4 separate regions of the Mus musculus genome follow, and regions 2, 3 and 4 are each linked to region 1. The links are chromatin loops, found by intact Hi-C in ENCODE. Cell type or tissue: heart. All regions are shown on one strand.

Region 1 (5,000 bases):
TATGACAAATGCAAGTGCTGAAATAGCACGCCGTTCCCATTAGCTATGGGTGTCACACCCTGATAAAAATAAATAAATTATTCATAAATAATATATTTATAATTTATAATAAAATGTATTATAAATTTATAATTAATCAAATAATTAATTAACAATTGCTTCCCTATCAGCCGGGGACCCAGGTTACTGGTCTTTTCAGGTCTTCTTTCCAGCTAGATGATCAGTTCTTTCAGGGTTCCATTTTATCTGTTTTCAAGCCCTGGGATTCCTCTTCATCCTTCTCATGAGCCCGTGCTCCTGCTTCTTGGAAACAATTTTAAAAATGTACTCTCTGTCCTTTCCAGTGTGCATTGGGAGTGTTTGCATAGGAATGCTTAGGTAAAAATTTCCTTTCATCCTTGAGGTGGTGGGGAGTAAACTGCTTAGTTACTGTCTCTAATTAGTTACTCTTTCCTTTAGTAAAAAGCAACTATAGTTTATCTTATTTTTCCTTACAATAAGACAAAGGAGGCTGGCCAGCTTTTGAAACTGATATTTTAGTTGTTAACTTAAAAAGAAAAACTACTTTGTCAAAAAATAAAACAAACAAACAAACAAACAAAAAACATTCTCTCACAGTCAAGCACATATTCCTGCGCTTGGATCCTCTATGGCAGAGGATGTAGTTCAGTGGTAGAGTGTTTAATCTCCAGGCAGAATACACAAAGCCCTGGGTTCGAACTCGTCGATCTTGAGCCAAGAAAAAAAAAAAAAACAAAAAAAACAAAAACAAAAACAAAAAACTCTCTAGTAACAAGCTTGAACCTCTAAGTAAAATTTTCTGCAGTTGAAAATACTCAAAGTGCTTATGGTTACTGTATAACCTGCTGGTAGGGATTTCATTTTCTTTATTGCAGAGGCGCCCACACAGATTGCTTCGTTGTGTTTATATTTAAAAAAAAAAAAAATGTTCCCTCAGGTTCCCAGCCATCTCGCTTCTATATCTTTCTCTGTGAAACAAGGAGACAGATCAGTTCTACGTGGGCGAATTGGGAGGGGAGGCAGCTTAGGACAGGGCAGAATTCTTTCTGCAGAGCCGGATGCCCATACTGGGCATCTCTGCAGACTCTTGGGCTCCCTCCACCCCTGCTGAGATGATGCACTGGGAAAACACGCGCTCTCCCCTGGATGCCTCTCTGTAGGTTTATAGCTGGGAAAACGTTGCCTCGAGTCTAAAATATCTGCCCAAACTGCCTAGCTCTGATGAAGGCTTTCTCACAGGCTCTCAGCTCCCCGCCGGCACTCCCCGCCCTCTGCTGCCAGAACCTTGGGGATGTGCCTAGACCCGGCGCAGAGCACGTCCTAGCCAACTGAGAGCAGAACAAACCCCTGGCGAACAGCCAAGAGGCTCCCTCCCAGCCACCGCCCCCCGCCAGCGCCTTTCCCCCCTCTATACAATACAAGATCTTCCTTCCTCAGTTCTCTTAAATCACAGCCCAGGGAAACCTCCTCAGAGCCTGCAGCCAGCCACGCGCCAGCATGTCTGGGGGCAAATACGTAGACTCCGAGGTAGGCTTGGGTGAGGGCTCCAAAGTGCCTGCTTTTGCTATCTTCCACTCCAAATGCTCGGACTGCTTTCCTCGCCCCAGCCCGCTCTCCACCTTCGCGGCACTCGAGCTGGCACCTTGGAGGAATGGGCTGGGTGGGGAGGTGAAAAGCTAGGAATGTCTTAGGGCTTCCTTTTGGAGAGGAGACCAATGGAGCCAAAAGGGGAAAGAAGGAGACCCGGTCTGCCAGACTTAGAAAAGTTTTCCAGATGACACGTTCGCGAGACCCCACTGCGGTCCAGCCCGTACCTACTGGGAGGCTTAGGGCTGCTGCTCAGTGTGTGTGTGTGTGTGTGTGTGTGTGTGTGTGTGTGTGTGTGTGTGTGTGTGTGTGTGTTCGGGGGAAGGAGATTCATTTGGACAGTGTCCCCCCACCCCAACCCCCCAGGAGCCTAAAGTGGCTGGCTTGGGCAGCGGCATGCGTGTATTGCACTTAGCGAAGTTCTCGAGAACTTCAATAGTTTTTTCTGCCCCTGAGAGGCCCGGGCGGGGGGAGTTCCGAGGTGGGGGAAGCCTCCTTCCTCCCTCACAAGTACCACCGCCATTGTCAACTCCTTCTTGGCACTCAGGTGGACTAAACGTGGAGACCCCGGTTCCCAAATAGGGCTACGATTCAGCTTGGAGTAGACAGCCTGAGAGTGATCTAAGTAAGGGTGGGTCAGGCAGTTCTTCAGATGGCATGTCCTCTGGGGCATGGGGGTGGGGGTGACAGGTCTTGGCACATGCCTCAGCCTAAAGAAGTATGTTAGATTGTGAGCCACTTATTCACCCCCACGGCCTAAGAAAAACCAGGGAGTAAAGGTGGGTTTTAAAAGGGGGTAGGGGCTGTGGCAGGTGCAAGGAAGAAGCACGGAGGGACAGTGAAGATGGGACCATTACGTCTGTCAGTTTGGTCCAGAGTGATCTTGATAATGTTGAAAGGGACCTTAGGACAGTGTTAAGGGTTAAGAGAGGGACCACGGAGCAGGTGAGGTTGTGGGGTCATAGGTCTGGCGGAGAGAAGGAATACAGAGGAGGAGGAACGGGAACCCCAGCCCCTGGGCTGGGGAGTCAGGGCCGAGAGCCGTGGGGAGCAGGAGGGCGCATGGGACTTCGCCCTGACCCCTGGCGGCGGGCGCGGGAGGCAGGCGCTCTCTGCCTGGTACCGAGGGGTGTGGTGTCCTCCGCTCCGTCCTCTTAAAAAGCTTGCAGCGCTGGAGTTTTCTGTGTGCAAGCCTTTCCTTCGAGGTTGAAGCTAGCAAAAGTTGTAGCGCCAGGCTACCCCCGCACAGCCAGGCTGACTCTTGACTCTTGTTTTTCTTTCTGAACTTTTCTTCCCACCGCTGTTGCCGCCCTCCCCTGGCTTGGCCGGTTGCCCTCACAGGGACATCTCTACACTGTTCCCATCCGGGAACAGGGCAACATCTACAAGCCCAACAACAAGGCCATGGCAGACGAGGTGACTGAGAAGCAAGTGTATGACGCGCACACCAAGGAGATTGACCTGGTCAACCGCGACCCCAAGCATCTCAACGACGACGTGGTCAAGGTAAGCATGTTGCTGTCTGGGTCCCACAGTGTACTCTCCCAAGCTTTGACAGACAAGCACTCCTTTTTTGAGCTTGGCTGTGTGTGACCCCCTGCGGGTCTGGTGTCAGAAATGTCGCATCTGCCTGCCTCTTCCTGCTGGCAAGTTCAGCAGGAATTTAGCCAGTTGATGTGGGGGGTCCATAGAACCTTAGCCACGAGTGCCCCACCACACACATGCACATTACTTGGGAAGGGAAAATTATTATGGTCCATTGGCAGGTTAAAAGTCCAGTTACAGCTCTTTTCCATGTTGGTAAAATAATTGTGTGAGACTTTGTGCCACTGGTGAATAACAGAATACAGAATGAGCAGATTCTGTCAGCTAAATAATCTAAATGATTAGCATAAAAATATGAAATGAGTGGAACCGATAACATATGCAGATATGTGTACATATTTTGTATGTAGTGTATGTGTGTGTGTGTGTGTGGTGTTTTAACTATAGAAACATGGCACATGTGCAAGGGTAAGCTCATTTACCAAACTGAAAATCATTTCCACCTCTTGACTTCTGGATCCCTCTAGTTAAATGTGTGCGTGTGTGGTGACAGCCAAGGTCAGCCTGCCCTGGGCTAACAGAACTCAAGATTGGTGTTCCATTTTCAAGATGTCCTTGCTGAGATTTAAAATACCTTACTTTCCTGAGTTGTTGGTCAGCATAGACTTGACACAGTGGTCTGTCTGACTTTCATTATCATTTTGCTATTCAACTTTGACCCTTTCAACAATTCTGGCTCAAGGAATTTCTTGTCTGAATCTGAGTGGGTTGAGAAATCCTGGACTCGAGCTGTCCTTGGCAGAGGATTTCCTCTGAGTGGCCTGGAGGGCCAAGGAAAATCCTAGCTTCAGGGGTTCTAACGGAAGACACTGCCCTGCCCTGCCCAGCCCCTGATTCACCATTGAGGAGGTGATGCAGTTTCTACCCACAGCCTTCTATCTATGGATGGGAGGAGCTCCAGTACAGTTTCACCTTTATGAATAATATATTTCAGAGAGAGAGGCTTAATCTACAACTACAGGGAAAGTGTATCTGTCAAAATTGACTCCCTTGGTTTGCTGGTAGAAAAAAAGGAAAATTGGACCATTTTCTCTTGGCCACATTGTGGAATATTTAAAACCAGCAATGAAGGCACCTCATAAATTGGAAGTTAAGATTGCTAAAAAATCCGTTTATTAGCCACACTTCCTTAAAGGGGAAAGAGCAGTTTTCTTTTCACCCTTCTTGTGCTGCGTTGGTCAAAGAGGGAGACTCCAATTATAAAAGCAGATTTCATGATTACAAATTGGCTCCCTTCTATGGAGCCTCCCTGTTGTTGCAATGTGGATTCCCAAGAGCCAGAGAGCCTCCTGAGATGAGTCAGAAAGGCCAGCAGTGTGGATTTGGGTCCCCACACATAGCATGACTAAGTGGAGAGAGAAGGCCCCACTGGGAAAAGAGACTTCAACACAGATGGAAAAAAGGCATAACAGGCTTGGAGGAAATAGCAGTTTACAAAATACTACGTCAAGAGTGAGTGTGGAGCTCCTCAAATTAGAGAAATTAGAAGAGCTAGAGCAATACCTGCCTGCTTGCTCACAGGAGGAGCAAATCCAGAAAGACAGACAGACAAGAAAAAGCTAACCTTGAGAAAAGAATTTAGAAGAATTTAGGCAGATGTCCTGCCCAGGAGGTTATCTTCTGAAAGCATTTGTTTTGCAGAGAGAGACCCAGGCTACCCCTGCTCATAGACTCCTCCCCTCCCCCACAGAACTAGCTAGAAATTTTCCATCATAGAAATCTCTGCTGGACAGTGTCTTGCTAGAGTGTCCCCTGCTCTTCACCGATACCTTCATATCCAGTTGAAT
Region 2 (5,000 bases), 110 kb before region 1:
CAGGGCAGGACATATTCACTTAATCCCATCCACTGTGGAATTTCGGGTATCACAACATCATATGGTGATCTCTCTCCAAGGGTCTCCAAGACATGTAAGGTAGGCCTAGTCTTCCAGATCTTCAAGTGACTGTCTTGTGGTCCCTATCACCTATATCCCATGCTGTGTATCCTTTTCGGGTAACTCAGTTAGTTTGGTCAGCGTTCATTCAGTTGTATGTCATATCTCCTCTCTCACTCCCATCTGATTTCTTGACATTGTCCACTGAGCAAGGTAGGCCCTTTACAGTTGAATTCCAGGCATCGTTTACTTAATGTCAATCATTTATCATTGCTAATGTCAGTTTTACAATAACCCTTAAAAGGTGGGTTCCGTGATTACATTTTATAGATGCAGAAGGAAAGCTTCAGAAAGACAGACTGTTTACCCCAAACCAGAATCCCGGTGCCCTGAGTAATGGCTTTGTTAGATGTACAATCCTAATCAATGAAGCACTTTAGCTGTGACTCAGTTTCTTCTTATTCTAAGAGGAAATAACAGTGAATGTCAGGCTTGTTGTCTGGATAAAGGAAATAGAGTGAGAGAGTGAGCATAAGCTTGTCAAACACTGTCAAAGCACTGCTCGAAATCTAGGTACGTACCACCTGAGAATTCTTAGCCTTATAGACACTGGCATTATTTCAAATAATATGTATTTTTGAACTACAACATGATCCTCTTGAAGTTTTAATATTATATGTGCTCATACTACAATTTTAACCAAATTTACTTTTGTGGCTCAAGACAATTAAAATGTGATCTTGTCATAATGTTCTAACAACTAAAAATACTTATGTGCTTCTAGAAACCTAGCAATAAACATCTAAAACCAGAAGCTCTCTTGTGAATCTCTTTGCTCTACTTAAAGATAGGATAGCCTCAGAACAAGATTCTAAACTTCAGGAAACGTGCTTCTGACACTTACTACATGCTAAAACTCTGTGCTAGGCACTTAGGACCTGAGATAGGCAAAGGGGCTTCCTCAATCTCGAGTAGTTTATAGCTAAAAATAGGCAGCTGTCATCTGGGAGAGTTAATATCCTCCTGCTAAGCTTCATTAAACAGCAATAAGAGAATGAGAAACTCTATCCTGTGGCTTCTACCCCACAAGATGATTGTATCCTTAGTCAACCTCGTGCAATTATTCCAAGATTAAGGAATATATTTATTTGTTGATTGCATATTTTGAGCGAAACCAATAACAACAGCTCCATCCCATGCTGCTGAGATCACAGGCTGTGATATAATTGTCACTAGGCTGAGTTGCTAAGTATAATAGTCCCGTTTTCAGGATGGGGAAAAGGGATGAAATGGACAAAGATTATTAGGGAGAACAGCACAGTTTGTGAGGAAAGAAACACAATCCCAAGACCTGACCTGAGCACATGATCTTCATGTCAGATATCTATACCGCCTCAGTAAGGGTTTAGGGATGTGTGTACACAGCTAGCATAATTCAACTACACATCTCCAGATACTGTTCAATATTTTATATAGCAGTGTGCTACCATCACTAAAAACAACAACAACAATAACAACAACAAAACCCCCCACTAAAACAAAAGAATTTCCTGTTACTTTTTTTTAATAAAAATGTATCTTTAGTAGTGTGAGTGTGTGTGTGTGTGCACATGAGTATGGGTGCACATGGATACTAGAAGAGTGTGTTAGGTCCCCTGGAGCTGGAATTATAGGCAGTATTGGGCTGCCTGCCCACTGTGGGTGCATGGGACCAAACTCAGGTGCTCTGCAAGAGCATTACACACTTTTATCCAGTGAACCATGTCTCTGATTGAACATGTTTAACCTCCTCAGGTCACATTCATTTGAAAATGACTGCTAATAAGAGGGAAAACTTAGGAAGCATATTTAAGATGTTCTCAAGTGCATCCTGAAAACTCTGCCGAAAATGCTTTTCCTCTTAGCATGTGTATCTTAGTTACTTTCTGTTGCTCTGATAAAACATCATGGCAAGAAACTCCTTGAGGAAGAAACCGTCTATTTTGGCTTATGATTGGAGAGAGAGGGGTCCATACAATGAGTGTAGACACGGCAACTGGCAGCCAAACTGCATCTGAGGGATCACGGTTTCAACTCCAGTTGGCAGAGAAAGCCAACTAGAGCTGGTTCAGGTGAGGTTGTAAACTCTCAGAGCCTACCCTCAGTGACATCTTCTAGCATGGCTCTACTTCATAACGGTTCCATAACCTCCTGAATGGCGCCACCAGCTGGGTACCAAGTGTTTATATGGATGAACCTGTGGGAGATGTTGCTCATTCAAATCACCATGATGTGTAGATAATTTAAGAGATGAGGATGTTAAAGGTATCCACCTTGCTGGCATCTGTGCCAGCTAGTTACACCAGGTTATGTATGTGTGCATGTGAAATTTCCCACCTTTACATACACTTATTTTGGGCAAACACTGCCATTCCCTGTCGCTGAAGAGGATCTATATCTCTTTACTTAGAAAGCATATGTACACACACACACACTCACACACACAGTGGAGGAAATTGATCTATTTAGCTATTATCATTTGAAAAGCAGGAACTTTTTTTATTTAACACGTATACATCTTAAGATAATTGAGAAAGTGCTTCTACCAAGTATATTTTTGGGTGCAGGACGACAGACTAATGATGTGAGTTTCTCTGTAGGCAGCATCTATTTAACAAACCTTCAAAAGAGCACCTTTTATCTAGCAGGCCACTTGAAGGAAACAAGAATGTAAAAGAAAGGGTGGTGAGCACCTAACAGTGAAATAAAAGGAGACAACTACATGGCCCTTGTGGAGATTGCTCAACAATGGGTTTCAATGAAATAAGAGAGGAGAACCACACAGCCCAGAACACATCATCAAGCCCGATAGTCAATTGAAAATTAAGTCTCTCCACTCCTTCTTTTGTTTGTAATTAATGGCTCGATGGCAGGGTGTCATTTTCTACTCCCCTTGCAAACCAAGGAGGTAGAAACCCTGGCAAGATAAATACTCTGACCACTAGGTGTGTTTTCGTTTCTTCTGGTTGCTGGGATATGCGGGGCTGGCAAACGGTGTTCCCAGTCATTTTAGGAACGCCCCTTCTTTCCTCTTCTCCTTAACAAGGTTAGTGAGATTCGTGCGGCTGCATTGGGAAGGGCCTTATCACTGCCGGGTGATCGCTGTTCCAGCCCTGGACAATGAGGGTTCATCCAAAAGCACGGCTTCCTTTCTGCTCTGGACAGGAAGCCCTGCCTGTGTCAGCCGCGAATGCCTCACGCAGTGCCTGGCCAGGCAGCAGCTGGAGAGCTGAGAGGAAAACAATTTCTAGACCTGGTGTTTGTGCAATAAAAGACCGGGTGGTGATGCGATGGGAAAGCTAAAGGGGAAGTTCGGAAATCGTTCACTGTTGTGATAATTTGCCTGGGACGGAGAGAATTGTGAGATTCAGAGGAGAACTCACAAACAAGAGGTTGCCTTCTGTCCAGCCCTAGTATGAGGCTTGCTGTAGGCTGTTATGTAAGGTTGGTTGATTATCACTGGGAAGCCCGCTCTTTTCTGGAAGGAAATGGAGGACTAGTGGATGTGGGGAGACAGGAGGTACTGGGGCGGAGGACTGGGGGAGAGGAGTAGAAAGGGAAACTGAGGTTGGGCTATATTGTAGAGAAGGATGAAGAAGAAAAGCACCTCTCAAGCTAAGAAAACTAAGACGTGGGGAAATGAAGGTACAGTAAATCTCCATCTTAGCCTAGTAAATGCATTTAGAGGGATTTGCGCCTCAGACCAAAGTCCTAGAAGTGGGGTTTGAACTCTTGAATTCTGATGTTCAGTTACAGAAGACTGAATTGCGTCCCACAATCAACAGTGTGTATGGAATGTTGTTAAGACATCACCCGCAGAGACAGTTAAAATGATAAACGGCAGCAATTGCGTTCCCTGTATATTTTATTTCCAACTGCATCACTGGAAAGAGAGGCGTCGATTGTGAGATTTGTTAGGATTCCTTCAGATGCCCCAGAGAAGGGAGTGAACACTGTCTTCAGTGTCCTGGAGCTGAAACAATGAGGAGAGAACACAGGACAGGTTCCTGCCATAGTTAAGGATTTGGACCTAGTGTTCTCTGCAAGCCTGGGGCTGCTAAGGCATGGGGGTGGGGTGGGGGGAATAAAAGGGTCAAAGCAAGGTCACAGAGAAAATATCTATATTTGGATGAAGAAAAGAGAAGAAAAATAATTTCACTAACTCCACATCTAGATAAAAAAAATCAAAGGAATTTAATAAATCTAGAGGCCTAGGGATGAACAGGGACTCGGTTGAGGCAGAAGGGAGGGGCAGAAATATGCATGGGCAATTAAAACTGGAGAGTTGGCAACGCTTTAGTAGTTGAGAGACAATTTTCGCAGACAAATGAAAGCTGAACGCAGACTGGCAGAAGAAGGACTGGCTTGTGGAAGAGCAATCGGTGAGGCAGCCGAGGACACATGCGCAGTTAACCTTTCCAAAAAAACATGGTCGTGGAAGGAAGAGCCAGAGTTTCTGCAAACCTAGAGGACAGGGCTGCTGAGAAGCTAAAGCTCTGACGGTAGGAACTTAACTGCAGAGATAAAGACCGTTAAGGAAAAGTCAGTGAATTTCCCTTTGTCCCCAGGGAAAGGAAACATCCCATTTAAAAGAAAAGTTACAGATCCAAATGACAGGAAGTCCAGCTTCAGGTTGCTTCTGTCTATACTCACGTAGGGGAGCCAGTCCTCAGGCACTCTCTGCTGCCTTAAAGTGAGATTTGAACCCACATCTCAAGCACGGATGTGTTTGGTTACCCCGCTTCCTTTTGGTGGAGAGGTGAGCTTCCTATGGAGAGCCACAGGCATCTCTGCCTTGCCTGCCTCCCTCCTCCCAGACTACTCAGGCCCTCCTCCTCCTCCTCTTCCTCCTCCTCCCCCTCCTCCTCCTCCCCCTCCTCCTCCTCCTCCTCCCCCTCCTC
Region 3 (5,000 bases), 84 kb before region 1:
CTATATCTATACCTATATCTATACCTATACCTATACCTATACCTATACCTATACCTATATCTATATCTATATCTATATCTATATCTATATCTATATCTATATCTATCTATATCTATATATATAATAGCTAACAGTTTAGTAATTTTATGGGACTCTTTAGTATGTGAATGAGTAGGTCTCTAATTCTTGTAAATGCTCTCAGGACTCTTTTCTTTCTGTTGGTTTGTGCCATGCAACATTGATCTTAAGGTTTTTGTTTTATCTTATTATATTTTATTTTGTGGTTATGTTGTTATCTTTCTAATGAGAGTCAGAAAGGGAGTGGATGCAGAAACAATTACAACCAATGTGGGGAGAAATTGGGAGGAGTAGAGTAGAGGAAGAAGAAATTATAACAGATATGTTGTTCGGGGAAAGAATCAATTTTTAACCAAGTGGGAAGGGAGTCTTTCTAAAGCCTCCAAGTTGGTTGAGTATCACCTTCTTGAGCCCTTCATATTGCCATGGTGTCTTTGAAGGTGAACACTGTCATATTAACAAACTCATCTGGAAAATAAGCCTGGGCAGTATGCCTGTGAAAAAGTGTCTATATTAGCTTAGCCTACAGGTTTCTACAAGGGATTATCTAGAATAGGATATATCTAGATTAGGGTAACTGAGGTTGGAAAATTCACCTTGACTGTGGGAACCATTGTCTGTTCAGGCCCTGGACTTAATAGAAAGGGGGAGCCAAGCGTAGTAGGATCATCTGTCACTATCCACTTCCTGACTGTGGATGCAATGTGACCCGTCACCTCATGGCCCTGTCACCATGACTTGTACTGTGATGAACTGTATCCCTCCTTGAACTGTGAAACAAAATAAATACTGTCTTACTTAAGTTGCTTTTCTTCACACAAAAACACAACTCTAATCTCAAAGGGAATAAAGAGATGGTTTATTCTGGAACCCAATCAGTGACCATGGTCTGGGAACACATACTGAAGTCACCCCAAAGCCCAAGTTCCAAAGGAAAGGCAGTGTCATCAAGTTTTACTGGTAACAGAACAAAGAATCAAGACATTTTTCAAAAACAATTGTAGACGCATTGGTGAAGCTGCCCACAGGATAGTCAGGGGTCTGCTAAGTGAGTCCATCTCAAACATTTCACCTGCTGCTCACGAGGGTGTTAGATCAAACACAAGGGTGGAAAAGGAGTGGCATTAAGGGGAGCTAACATATAGCCCAGGATAAATTTTAATTTAATCCTGGACCTATAACAATCCAAACTCTCTAGGATCTTAAAAGTTCTTTTTTTTTCTTTTAATTTTAATTTACATTCTTTTCATACATTACACCTTCAACTGCAGTTTCCCCTGCCTCCATCTCTTCCAGTTTCCCTACCTCCTGTTTTCTCTAGGTCTATTTCTCCCGTTTCCCTTAAGAGAAAAAAATAGGCTGGCATAAATTACAATAAGACTAAGCACAAACTCTCATGTCAATGCTGAACCAGGTGAGCCAATAGTAGGAAAAAGGTCCTGAAGCAGGGAAGCATCAGAGACAGTCTTTGCTCACACTGTTACAAGCTCCACAGAAAGCCAAACTACACAACCATAACATATAAGCAGAGGGCCTAGCTCAGACCCATACATGCTACTTGATTGTCATTTCTATCTCTGTGAGCCTCTATGAGCCCTGCTTAGTTGATTCTGCGGTCCATGTTCTCCTGAGGTCTTTGACACCTTCTGGCTCCTAGAATTCTTCTTGCTCATCTTTATCCAGGCTCCACTGGATTTCCTTAGTATTTGGCTGTGGGTCTCTGTGTCTGCTCCCATCAGTTGCTGGTTGATGTCTCCTTGGTGACGACTGGGCTAGGCACCAATGGCTGAGGAACACTTAAATGATGTTCAACATCAGGGAAATGCAAATTAAAACTGTCTTGAGATTCTACTTCCTACCTGTCCGAATGGATAAGATCAAAACCAAAAATGGCAGCTCATGCTGCTGAGGATGTGGATAAAGGGGCGTAGTCCTCCACTGTTGGTGGGAATGAAAACGTATATATTCACTATAGAAAAATATGGAGGATTCTCAGAAAATTGAGAATCTATCTACGTCTAGACCCAGCTACATTGCTCTTGGGCATATACCCAAAGGATACCCTATCCTACCATAAGGACACTTGCTAAACTCTGTTCATAAATGCTTTATTTACAATAGCCAGAAACTGGGAACAACCTAGATGTCCCTCAACCAAAGAATGGATTAAAAAATGGGGTTCATTTATATAATGGAGTATTACTCAGCTGTTAAAAACAATCACATCATGAAATTTGTAGGCAAAAGGACAGAACTAGAAAAAAAAATCCTCCTGAGAAAGGTAACCTAGACCCAGAAACACAAACATGGTACGTACTCACAAATGGATATTATCTAAAAAGTATAAGATAATCATGCTATAATCCATAGATTCAGAGAAGCTAAGTAACATGAAGGGCTCAAGGGTGGGACACATGCATCTCGCTGGAAACAGGAAATAGATTTTGAGTGTGAAGTGAGGACAAATGGGGATGCAAACAGGGGGGTTCAAGTTGTGGGGAAACGGAGGGAGGGATGGGAGAGACAGCTGGAAAATTTAGGGAGCATTGTAGAAAACAAGTGCAGTGGAAACTCCTTGGAAACAACAAGAGTGGCCCTAGCAAAGTCTGCTAGTAATGGAGGATATGGATCCTGAACCAGCCATCTTCTATAATAAGGCAAAGCTCCCAACAGTGGGACTGGAATATCAACCCAGACACAAAACCCTTGACCTTCAATACATCCTGTTTGCAATATGTACCGGGTAATGGTGGCCCAGAACTTGTTGGAGTGGCCAAGCAATGACTAGACCAACTAGAGACCCTTGCCATAAGAGGGAGCTGTGGCCTGACACTGAGTGGAAGGTCAGGAAGTAGAGGCTGATCGGTCCAGAGACCAAGGATAGAACCAAATGAAACTGCTGAAAAAAAAGGCAATGAAATGAATCCTAATGATATTATACTATAGTCTTTAAAGTCCTAGCCAGCTAATCAGCCTTGAAGAAGGTTCAGTAAAAGGTTCAGCTCTTTCATACTTTGTCTGTCACAGTAAGAAACAAGTATCCCACACAGAATGTTTCTCTAGCAGCCTCTGAATTGTTTTCTAATGCTCTGTCACAGAATCTTTCTCTTTCTCCAGGCATGTGCTTTTAGTGTGTGGGTCAGGGTTGGAGTATGACAGATTGCAGGTGAGAGTTGAAGGGAGCCTCTGACTTGTCACTGTGGTCAAGGGTCATAGTGCCGTCTTTAGAGAGGCCATCAGTAAATCAAAGCAAAAAGATAATGTTAAACGTGTAAGGGATTTTAGTAAGAGGGGTTTTGCCATAAAGTATTTTAGTATTTATGGACTACTAAAACATAGCAGCATGTAAAAATATAACAGCAATAGAACAGAGAACCACAACCTGACATGTAGAACCATGCTGCTATACGCATATATGAATATTTCAAATGCAAAATCTGCCTAGAGTATAAAAGCTCTCTTCCTCTGCTGAGTCCAAGCGTCTTTTAGTCATCACTACTTTATGGGGCATGGAATAGCACTGAGATGATTTGCCATTCAAGACATGACAGTACCTAGGTCCCATAAAGCCTACATCCTACAGAGAGCTTTTGCAGGTGGCTCCCTCAATCCTAAAGTAACATCTGATCCCCCCAAAATTAACCCCTGCAGAGCAGTTCCCGAACGTTCTGGAATACCCAACTCTAAATGTCCAATGACAATTAGAAAATTACATGGCACTTGTGTTAAAGTCTCCTGGAATGAACCTGTAATACCACTAATGAGGGAGGGAAGAAAAAGAACTTTTGGATAAATTAAATGGTTAATTGTTTTCGAGAATCTTGGTCCAAACAGGGAAATGCCTCTTCAGAATGGCCCCCATCCTTTGAGGATACATCTGTATAAGAGAAGCAGGGCAAGGATGTGTGACTCAGAAATTCCACTCCCTAGAAGTCGGCATTTTTTCCTCTTAGCTGGGCTCACAGCCAGTGTAGCCACAACCTTAATAGACTAAGTGGAACTTCGAGTCGTATGACATCAGGAGGATAATCGTAAAGATAAACTGAAAATAGTGGGAGATAACTGACCCTCTAATATGACATGGATAAGTACAAATGGTAAGTTGAATTGGAAAACTGGTAAGAAGTTGCCATATGTGGGAAGTGTGAAGATTTGGTTGCTATAAGTGAAACCTCAGACTTTGGAAGGAGGAAAGATCTCGAATGTCATGAACAAATAAGTATAAGTGGAACCATCTTGGAAAGCATGTTGGTTCATACCTATAATCTTAACACTCAAGAACCCAAGGCAGACCATCCTGGGGAACATGGTAAGACCCTGGATGAAATCCCAAAACAAAGTAAAATGGTGACGTCATCCAAACAAAAAAAACTGGTTGGAGAGATACCTTAGTAGGTGGCATCTCTATAACCTAGCACTAGAGAATAGAAGCAGGAGAGATTTTATGGCTAAAATAGTCCAGATGAAGCAGTAAGTTCAAGATTCAGCGAGAGACTCTATCTCAATAAACAAGGTGGACAGTGCTGGAGAAGTCAACCTTTGTCCAGGACACTTGCAGCACAGGTAAGTATTCTGGCACACATATAACAAAACAGACACACACACACACACACACACACAGAGAGAGAGAGAGAGAGAGAGAGAGAGAGAGAGAGAGAGAGAGAGAGGGAGAGAAACAGACCAACAGACAGACAGACATGGGCACATGCACACACTCAGATACCCACCCACAGAGACCTACACAACACACACACACACTCATGGACACATGGACACATAGACACATACACACACTCAGACACCGACCCACACAGACCTGCACATGCTACACACACACACACACACACACACACACACACAGGGAGAGACAGATAGACACACATGGGCACATGCACACACTCAGACATTCACCCACAGAGACC
Region 4 (5,000 bases), 200 kb before region 1:
ATGAAAGGATCCACAATTAATGTGACCAAACAGAAAGAAAAAAAGGAAGTAAATCATAAGGAAATAGAATATTCCATGTGAAATGGCTCCTCTGTCACACAGTTTTAGAGTGCTAAAAGGCTAATATGAAGCACAGAAAACCAGAACATTCTACATGAGCTGTTACACTACAGAAATTCCACGAAGAGCAACTGTTTTGCCTGGTGCAGCTGTAGATTCAGGGGGAACTTTCTGCTTTAACATTGGATATCATCTGCATTCAGGACTCCTATCTGCAGCATGCAAAGAAAGTATGTCCATTTCCCAGCCAGGAGGTAGTTGTTTGACCTGTAGATAGAGTCTCTGTAGTAAGAAGCTATGCAGCTGTAAAGTATACAAAAAGTATACTTCGGGTCTGGAGGGGCTGTGTACTATGGATCATCTCAATGCCCAACAGTGGCCGTCCTCATTGCAGTAACTTCCAACCAAGAGACAAGATCAGTGCCGTATGGTATGCCCTCAGTTCTTGGAAAACAAAGAGTTTAGATGTTTCACATTTTTATTCGGATCACATATAAGCAAATGACTCTGGTGCTTTGGAGCGTTCCACGAGGTAGTTTTCTGCTATAACACAAAGGCTTGTTTCTTGTTCTCTTTATGTGTATGCTCAGTTATGGAGAGTATTATGCGCATGTTTACCTCACTTGTATATTGGAGTATAACATACACAGGATACTGACTAGGAATATACCTCCGTTAGCACAGTACTCGCCTAGCATCCATGATGCCCTGGATTTGATCCCCAGCGCTACCCAAATCACCCAGCATCACAGCACGTGGGAGTTGCAGGGAAGAGTATGAGGAACTAAGGTCCAGACTAATATCTTTTCCAAGACAAAACAAGACAAAGAGTGCTGCAGGGAGGGAAAGTTCATGGCAGAGATCAGAGATAAGCAATGACTAAACTTATGGCAGAGCAGAAGCTAATTAATTGCAAGTCGTATCTATGACGTGAACGTGTCATTCTTTCTTAAGTACTGTTTGTAGTTTTCATCGAATCCTTAATTATTTTGAGCAGGATTTTAGTTTAGTGGGCGTCAATAACCATGTGCATCAGTGTCGTAAGCGTGATGCGTCCATGTCGTAGATAGGATGTTACCACTCCAAAGCGTTAATGAGTGAGGGAAAATAATCTTACAGACTTTCCTGCTAGTTATTTTGGTGAAATCTACTACAATTTGACTGGGAAAAAATGCAGTGTTTTGGAATTTGCCATCAGAACTTACAATTTACAACACCTCAGGGACATCTAAGGTAGTCCACCTGTAGATGGACTTCCTGCTACCGGCTATTTCTCAACACACGTAGGTCCCTGATGGCTACAATGCTTCACAAAGATGTCACTGTCACCTGTACATCTTTTATAGCCTCTTAAAACTTAACCATCTACAGACTCAGGTTCAGCCTGCCCTCAGGTGCAGGTGCAGCTGGTATGGCCCGTCTCTAACCCTCTTCTCTCTGCTTTATTCCTGAGCAGGTGTGTCAAGGATGCCACAATGCCATCGACCCGGAAGTGCAGCGAGTAACGTACAACAACTTCAGCTGGCACGCATCCACAGAGTGTTTCCTGTGCTCTTGCTGCAGCAAGTGTCTTATCGGGCAGAAGTTCATGCCCGTAGAAGGGATGGTTTTCTGTTCCGTGGAGTGTAAGAGGATGATGTCCTAAGAGGAGTGTACCAAGCCGTATGGAGCCATAGCTGTCCACAGTGGCCTGCATTTCATGATAAACTGCAGTTTGAAAAAAAAAATAAAAGGAAAAAAACCCTACATAATAAACCAGAATATTTTGTCTAATATTTTTTTCTTTTTAACCTTATGAATTTTGTCTGTCTTAATTTTAAATGACTTTTCATGATTTAAAAAAAAACAGTAAAGAATTGTAGCTTTTATTTCTATACATTAATTAAATCTTTGAATTGGAAGCTTGAATTTAATCAGTCCTTATAACTGCATACTCCTAGTGCCAAATTTATATTAAGTGATAGATATGAAATCACTTAAAATTAGTGTCCTGGGAGAGATGACCATTTTAACTTCTATGCTTATTTCACATGGGAAATGTAAAGGAAGTTGCATGTTGCCTGACATGACGCTGTGCACATAGCCTGCCTCATCGATGGATGACAAGGTGACATCAGCTCGGTGAATCCTTCTGGCAGACAGCGTGGTCCACGATGGGCGTTCCTTTGCCTAAGCCTTTGCATCCCCTGGTGAGGCAGAGGGGCCTCTCTCACTGCATCTCTCTCTCTGTTTACCTCACCTCCCCATGTTCGCTTTTGCATCTAGTGACCGCCATCTGTGGCCTTGCATATTTTCTATGTGTGTGGCTGGAACAATATGTGCACTTTGCTCTTAGAGATTATTATTTTTTGCCCAGAACATAAAAGTAGGCCATTCATTTAGTTATTTTTTTTTGAAACCCAAAGAATATGTATAGGTTTTGGTACCCAGGGAATTGTAACTTGTGCTAATATCACCTCTCTGCCATGCCTTGACTCAATTTTGCATGATTTATGGTGTTACCAGATGGATCCTCTCTTGTGCTACCTCTGAGCTTGCTGTAGACACAAAGGCTATTTTCTTTGCCTGTGCACTCCCATCCTTGGGTGTTTTTAATGTTTTCCCTTGTATGCATTCATACATAACTATGCACTATAAATATTAAATGGAATGACTTATGTTATTGAAAATAAAGTCTCTTTCACTTTAATAATTGTCTTTCTATGTCCTTTTTGTGAGTGGGAAAATCCTTCTGCAGTTGAGTGTCATGTACAGCAGGGGGCACTGTCTCCAAGAGTAAAAATATTCCTGACAAAAGTAAAGGCAGCTGCAGCTAGGGCAGACAGATTGGATTTGTCTTTGCAGATAAAGAGTGGGTTTCATAAAGACTGAAACCAGGACTTTTTGGTAATTCTTAAGTCATGCAGGAGTCTGTTATTTTTTTAGTTAAACTTTAAAAGGAGTCAAGTGTTGCATTTTTAGTTGTTTTGGGAGGATTTTTTTTTTTTTTGAGACGGTGTCTCACTAGGTAGCCCAGACTAGTCTACCTCAAACTCTCAGTTCTGTGTCAGCCTTCCAAATGTTAAGCTTTCAAGTGGTGTGCCCCATTATGCCTAGCTATAAATAGGATCTTATAAAATTTCCTAAGTATTTTTGGGTCTGGATTCTAGATTATTAGCAGACTTTGTATGCGTGGGTTTTTTCTTCAGTTTGAATCTGGGTTGGTTGTTTTGTTTTGAGATAGGGTCCCATGTATCTTAGGATGGCCTCAGAATCGCTACATAGACAAAGATGACCTTGCACTTCTGATCGTCGTTGTCTCTTTCTCCAAGTGCTGGGGTTTCACCAGTATACCCTGGACCTGTTTTATGTTGTTTCTTGGTCAAATTCAGAGTTTTGTGCGTGCTGAGCACACATCCTGCGCATTGTCCTTGCCCCCACTCTGAATGTTTGTGTCTTAGTAATCTTAGTTTTTCTGACCCATGATCAGGGTGTTTGGTTTGGTGTTTTGTTTGTTTGTTTTCAGTTACTGTTGAGTACTGCTGCTCTGTGTGTGAGAAGCACACACACACACACACACATACACACATACATAGAGACACACTCATACATAGAGGCACACTCATGGAATAGATCCCTAAGTACTTACTCAACAAGCACACTGAATCCCATCTGCATTCTGGCTCCTCCGATGGTGAAAAGCACCGTTTGGAGTTTGAACACACAGAACGGTGTGAAAGTTGTCATCCAATTCAGCATACAATGCCCTGGTGAAATACACCACTTTACTCTTATCTTTGCCTTGGTTTGCCTTAAATAGTAGAGATATTTTCCAGTCCATTTTGACTATAATGTTTAATGCCCCCCCCCCCCATTGGCAAAGTGAGGCTAAAGCAGAATAGACTCTTCCCAAGTCCTCCGGCTGGCTGTCCCAATGCCTCTGACTGAGACAGAATGAGGGTGACACTAAGTGTCATTCACTAAGAATAATTACATGTATCTATCATGGAACAAATGAAATGTGGGGATGGTGTAGATCCACCAGGCCTGGATCTCCCCTCAGTAGTTAGTTTGCCCTTGCAGTATAAGATTGTGGCCTCCTTGTCTAAGAGGTGCTCAAGATACCTGGACATGTTTGTTGTTAGTTGATGCCCATGTTTGCTTCTGTTGCTATGATAAACACCATTACCATAAACAGTTTCAGAGGGCATTTGGCTTACAGATTAGAATCCCTTATTGAGGGAAACTCAGAAAGGATCCTAGAGCCAGAAACTGAAACAGACTTTGGAGAAATGTTTCTACCATCTTGTTCCTTTTGCCTTTCTTACACAACTCAGGCACATTTGCCTAGGAATGATACCGCCCACAGTGGGCTGGGCCCGCCTTCATCCATTAGCAATAAAAGAAAATGCCTCATACACACATCTCTTTTCAAGAGTCTACAACACTGGTTCTCAACCTGTGTGTTGCGGCCCTTTCACTGGGGTCTCAAGGCCATCTGAAAACAGGTAATTACTTTACCATTTGTAGGAGCAATGAAAATACTCCTATGGCTGGGGCTTAAGCACAACCTGAGGAACTGTACTAAAAGGTCACAGGCTTAGGAAGGCTGAGGACTACTAACTACTGTGGAAGCAATAAGCAAATGCTAGAAGAGGCAACTGACCAGTGAAGCAACAGAGCGATCTTCCCAGGCTGGGGGGAGGGGGGGATAGAACCCTGACTGAGCTCCCTTACTACAAAATCCAACACTAAGCAATTCCCTGGAAGTTGAAAATGGAAGTTTTAAATCTAGATTTGTGTGTTTCTTTTACTAAATGTGAACCATGTAGAACATTTTTTTTAAATTCTAATTACCTGGTATTGATAGATTAATATTCTTTTTCTCATTAAAAAATCATTCTAGGTCAGTTCTCAGAAGCAGATCTTACAGGGTTTTTGGTTTTGTTTTGTTTTTTTTT

What was found. Peaks named below come from ENCODE experiments on the same cell type or tissue, not always from the same donor. Only the 100,000 strongest peaks of a DNase experiment are listed, where the experiment ranks them.
Region 2: it touches region 1 in a loop (7-fold over the local background); 9 of 42 quality-filtered maps call a loop at or near these places.
Region 3: a loop joins it to region 1, with 4 times the contacts of the local background. A loop is called at or near these places in 3 of 42 quality-filtered maps.
Region 4: it touches region 1 in a loop (5-fold over the local background); 15 of 42 quality-filtered maps call a loop at or near these places.

What each region holds. Positions count from the first base shown.
Region 1 is chr6:17,304,932-17,309,931 of GRCm38, forward strand. Cav1 (caveolin 1, caveolae protein) reads left to right here and starts at 1,404. Exons shown (of 3, transcript NM_007616.4): 1 at 1,404-1,548; 2 at 2,950-3,114. The coding sequence starts at 1,519. In heart, CTCF peaks have their summits at 1,297 (motif pointing left) and 2,701; DNase peaks (open chromatin) are centred at 1,360, 2,340, 2,710, 4,540 and 1 weaker place; H3K4me3 peaks cover 3,262 bases; H3K27ac peaks cover 2,310 bases; H3K27me3 peaks cover 260 bases.
Region 2 is chr6:17,194,646-17,199,645 of GRCm38, forward strand. It overlaps D830026I12Rik (RIKEN cDNA D830026I12 gene), which reads left to right and starts at 3,106. Exons shown (of 3, transcript NR_102305.1): 1 at 3,106-3,145. It overlaps Gm52892 (a long non-coding RNA gene), which reads right to left and starts at 4,926. Exons shown (of 2, transcript XR_003956407.1): 1 at 4,753-4,926; 2 at 4,271-4,613. In heart, a CTCF peak has its summit at 3,057; a DNase peak (open chromatin) is centred at 3,266; H3K4me3 peaks cover 468 bases; H3K27ac peaks cover 1,349 bases; H3K27me3 peaks cover 2,556 bases.
Region 3 is chr6:17,221,050-17,226,049 of GRCm38, forward strand. No RefSeq gene overlaps it. Among named protein-coding and RNA genes, the nearest start is that of Gm52892, 24 kb to the left of the region's middle. In heart, a CTCF peak has its summit at 2,889 (motif pointing right); a DNase peak (open chromatin) is centred at 4,022.
Region 4 is chr6:17,103,077-17,108,076 of GRCm38, forward strand. Tes (testis derived transcript) reads left to right here. Exons shown (of 7, transcript NM_207176.3): 7 at 1,517-2,749. The coding sequence ends at 1,705. All of the region lies in intron 1 of Gm4876 (predicted gene 4876), which reads right to left. Among named protein-coding and RNA genes, the nearest start is that of Gm15473, 40 kb to the left of the region's middle. In heart, a CTCF peak has its summit at 2,788 (motif pointing right); no DNase peak of the experiment used is centred here.